2 separate regions of the Homo sapiens genome follow, and region 2 is linked to region 1. A link is a loop called in an ENCODE intact Hi-C map of the cell type or tissue named here. Cell type or tissue: PC-9. All regions are shown on one strand.

What was found. Peaks named below come from ENCODE experiments on the same cell type or tissue, not always from the same donor. Only the 100,000 strongest peaks of a DNase experiment are listed, where the experiment ranks them.
Region 2: a loop joins it to region 1, with 6 times the contacts of the local background. A loop is called at or near these places in 4 of 110 quality-filtered maps.

The regions. Positions count from the first base shown.
Region 1 is chr9:69,053,417-69,055,916 of GRCh38, reverse strand. The region is part of intron 3 of FXN (frataxin); the gene reads right to left. Among named protein-coding and RNA genes, the nearest start is that of FXN, 19 kb to the right of the region's middle. RefSeq lists enhancers at 83-582, 583-1,084. In PC-9, a CTCF peak has its summit at 1,532 (motif pointing left); a DNase peak (open chromatin) is centred at 1,516.
Region 2 is chr9:69,399,092-69,401,591 of GRCh38, reverse strand. No RefSeq gene overlaps it. Among named protein-coding and RNA genes, the nearest start is that of ENTREP1, 75 kb to the right of the region's middle. In PC-9, no CTCF peak of the experiment used is centred here; a DNase peak (open chromatin) is centred at 951.

The DNA.
Region 1 (2,500 bases):
GCGAGGCCCTGTCTCTAAAAATAATAATACTAAATACCATATTTTTATATAAATATATTTAATTAAATATAAATATATTTGTGACTTTTTCAGTTCAATAGAAGTAAACCAAAAGATGACTTTTGCCAGGTGCCGTGGCTCATGCCTGTTAACCCAGCACTTTAGGAGGCTGAGGCGGGTGGATCACTTGAGATCAGGAGTTTGAGACCAGCCTGGCCAACATGGTGAAACCCCATTTCTACTAAAAATACAAAACTTAGCCCTGTATTGTGGTACATGTCTGTAATCCCAGCTACTCAGGAGGTTGAGGCGGGAGAATCGCTTGAACCTGGGAGGCAGAGGTTGCAGTGAGCTGAGATCACACAACTGCACTCCAGCCTGGGTGACAGAGCTAGGCTTCAACTCAAAAAAAAAAAAAAAGAAGAAGAAGAAGTAAACCAAACGCAGCTGCTAGAATATTGGCACATTTGCTTCTAACAAAACATTCATGCAAAGTACTCTGGTCAAACTGGGGCTTCACTAATCCTATAAAAACAGGTTTCATGACTGTTTTTGTAGCTTGCTAATCAATGTCTGCATGTGTGGGCAGAGTTTAGCCTGCAACTTGGTTTCCCTGCAGTTACAGGCTCTAGTAGAGGCTAGGGGAGAGAAGGCCCTTAACTCCCCCACCTCTGATCAGGCTGTGGATGCTCAAGTTGGTAGGTCAGTTTGTAAGAGTTCCCAAGCAGCCCGGCCCTCTAGGGCTGCCTGTGCAAGCACTTTAAAGCCCTGCCCAGGCACTACTGCATTTTTTGCTGCTAACAGCAATTACTGAATCTACTTGAAAGGCATTCAATCCTTCCCTGCTCCATTGCTCCTTTTTTGTTTTTTCAATTCCCTCACTGTCCTTATAGTCAGGCTTGATACCTTCTCTAAGACTTGGTTGCCTCCTCCATTATGTGGAGTGCCTTCTCCATTCAGTGCTCCCGCTGCAATTTCCAATACTATTTCTATCGCTTTAGTCTGATGGCTGATTGTCCTCAACAATTCCATGATTGAATCCAAAATGCACGCTTCGTGACATTTTCTGGTATTAGTCAATTGCCATCAAGAGGATTAACATCTTTGAGGAGCCAGGCGCGGTGGCTCACACCTGTAATCCTAGCACTTTGGGAGGCTGAGGTGGGAGGATTACTTGAGTTCAGGAGTTCAAAACCAGCCTGGCCAACGTGGTGAAACACTGTCTCTACTAAAAATACAAAAATTAGCTGGGTGTGGGGGCGTGTGCCTATAATTCCAGCTACTTGGGAGGTTGAGGCAGGAGAACTGCTTGAACCCGAGAGGCAGAGGTTGCAGTGAGATCATGCCACTGCACTCCAGGCTGAATAACAGAGGGAGACTCTGTCTCAAAAAACAAACAAACAGACAAACAAACCAACCAACCCAGAAAACCATCTTTGAGGGATTTTCTCCCACTGGCAAAAAAGAACTACTTTAAGGCCTAAGCAATAATTCTAAACCCAAAGGCAGACCCTTGCCCAAATCTGCCACCTGGTGGCCAGTCGATAAAGACCAGCACTTCCCTGGCTTCTAGGATCTGGGGCTAATGTTTCATCCAACTCAGAAGTTCTCACACCAGGCCGGACCTGGTGGCTCACGCCTGTTATCCCAAAACTTTGGAAGGCTGATGGGGGTGGACCATTTGAGGTCAGGAGATCGAGACCAGCCTAACCAACATGGTGAAACCCCGTCTTTACTAAAATGCAAAAATTAGCTGGGCATGGTGGCAGATGCCTATAATCCCAGCTACTCGGGAGGCTGAGGCAGGAGAACTGCTTGAACCCAGGAAGCGGAGCAGTGAGCCGAGATTGCGCCACTGCACTCCAGCCTGGGTGACAGAGTGAGACTCCTTCAAAAAAAAACAAGTTCTCATACTAGCTGCATATTGGAATCATCTGTGGAGCTTAAAAATCCCAGTGCCCTGCCCAGGTCATGCCACACCCCAGACCAAGTAATCAAAATCTCTAGGAATAAGACCTAGGGATACACATTAGAATCCCAGGTGAGCTTTTCAAAAATATGCTTCCCAGGAATGCACCCGACCTACCCCATCACTGTCTCACAGGAGCAGGGCTCAAGTCTTTGTAATCTAAATAACTTTTGGGCAGTTATCTTATCCCTACTGAAGAACTACGGGTCTAGTTTGTTGTTCCCTCCATCTGCCTGCTGGACAAATACACACTCAGGCCCCTCTCTGATTTGCCTTCATGGGTATCCACTGAAGCTGGAAAATGAGGCTCAGAGAGGCTGAGTGACTTGCCCAGAGTCACAACAAGCCTGGTAGAGCTGGACTGCAGCTTGAAGCCTAGTCTTGTCTTATCTATCTTATCTATCTATCCAGCTATCTATCTATCTATCTATCTATCTATCCATCCATCCATCCATCCATCCATCCATCCATCCATCTATGACAGAGTCTCGCTCTGTCACCCAGGCTGGAGTGCAGTGGCGTGATTTTGGC
Region 2 (2,500 bases), 350 kb before region 1:
AACTTTTTTCCTGTAAAAATTACCCAGTCTCAGGCTAGGCATAGTAGCTCACTCCTGTAATCCCAGCACTTTGGCAGGTGGATCACCTGAGGTCAGGAGTTTGAGACCAGCCTGGCCAACATGGTGAAACCGCGTTTCTACTAAAAATACAAAAATTAGCTAAGCATGGTGGCATGTGCCTGTAATCCTAGCTACTCAGGAGGCTGAGGCAGGAGAATCACTTTAACCCAGAAAGTGGAGGCTGCAGTAAGCCAAGATGCACCAGTGCACTCCAGCCTGGGTGACACAGCAAGACCCTATCCAAAAAACAATTGCCCAGTCTCAGGTATTTGGTTATAGCAACAGAAAACAGACTGAGACACGTGTCCTGAACCTCATCAGCGTCCACACATATTTTAAATACCCCTTCCTTCAAAAGGTACAGTTCAATTTCCCTCCCCTTGAGTGTGGGTAGGACCTAGTGATTTGCTTCTAATAAACATAAATGATGGTGTATTACTTCTAAGATATGTTATAAAAAGACTGTGGCTTCCATCTTGGGTGGGCTTTCTGGTTTGTTCTCTCTCTCTCTCTCATCTCACTCTGGGAAGCAAGCTGCCATCCTATGAGCAGCCCTATGGAGAAGCCTACATAGTGAGGCCTACATGGTAGGAAGTCTATGTGGTGAAGTCTTGGTAACCAGTGAGAAACTGAGGCCCATCCACACTGCATAAGTGAGCTTGGAAGCAGATCCTCCAGCCCCAGTTGAGTCTTGAGATGAGTGTAGCTCTAGCCAACCATTGGATGTCAACCTCATGAAAAACCCTAAGCCAGAAGCACCCAGCTAAGCTGCTCCTGGATTTCTGACCCTCAGAGCCTGTGACATAATAAATGTTTGTCATTTGGGTGTAGTTCATTACACAGCAATAGATGACTAATATGGTCACCATGTTTTGTCAAATTCCCTGCAATAAGTAATCCCACACTGCCAGTACTTGTCTTTCCAGGTGACTTTCTATAAGAAATTCCTCAGCTCACAGCTTGTGGAAGAAGATGGGAGGAGCACTGAAGCCAGTCCTTTCTGGCACCAGCAATATGGTGCATGTAGCGAAGAAAACATAGGCTTCAGGGTTGGACTGGGCTGGATGTAGCCTCATTTAACCAAATGTGTGATCTGAAACACATTACTTAACACTCAGAAACTCCTTTTAATCATTTGCAGCTGGTGATAGTAAGACAATCATGCATATGGTAAGATTATATTGAGATTAATTCTGCCTACACATTATAGTTCATTCTCTTTCCAGTTCCTTTTTCTTGTTACTCATGGTCTCAGGGTCTTTTCTTACTGCTGCCCATCTCAAAAATGCCAACCACTTACCCAAAACTCAGGTGTAAACTCCGAAGTCTTATTCTTGAACAGCGGTGGATTTATTGTGAAGCCACTGAAATTCAAGTATCATGGATTATCCCATAATTAGCCCCTTTCAATGCTCTGTACCTAATTTTGTATTCTTTTTTTTCCAAGGGGGTCCCTAATCACGATGAAAATATATCAGATTCTATGGGATTCAATTCAAGCAGTGATAAGAAAATCCATTGCGCTAAACACTTTTTTATCAATGAAAGCAAGAAAATAACATGAAACAAATTAAATTTCCAGCTCAAAGCACCAAAAAAAGAACAACAAAGTAAACAAAGTAAAACAAAAGAAAGCACAAAAAAGAAAATAATAAAGCTAAAGGCAGCCAGGTGCTGTGGCTCACGTCTGCAATCCTAGCACTTTGGGAGGCCGAGGTGGGAGGATTATTTGAGCCCATGAGTTCCAGACCAGCCTGAGCAACATGGTGAAACCCCATCTCTACAAAAAACACAAATATTAGCTGGCCATGGTGGTGTGTGCCTGTAGTCCCAGCTACTCAGGAGGCTGAGGTAGAAGGATCACTGGGCCTGGAGAGGTCAAGGCTGCAGTGAGCCATAATCTCACGACTGCACTCCAGCCTGGGTGACAAAGTGAGACCCTGTCTCAAAAAAAAAAAAAAAACTAAAAACTAAAAACTAAAAGCAAAAATTAATGAGAAAGTGAATAAACGGTGGATATAATTAACAAATAAAATATAGGTTTTAAATAAAATATAGGTTTTAAAAAAACAGCTAACAAGAAAAAAGGGGAAACCATAAATATATAAAATTTAAAATGACAAGGGGGAAATAACCATTGGAACAGAAGATTTTTTTTAATTATAAGAGATGACAAATTTCTATGCAAATAAATTTGAAAAACTGGGTGAAGTAGATAGTTGATTTCCCAGGGAGATAAAAATTACCAAAATTGACCCTCACTAGAGTTGGAAAGTTTAAATGGACCAATTTTAATAGAAGAAATAGAGAAATGTATTAAGGAACTATTCTACACAAAAGCACCAAGGGCTTTGACAGGAAATTCTACCATACCTTCAAAGACCAATGTTCTCTAAAATATTTCAGAGCACTGAAAAAGAAGGAAAACTTCCCAATTCAT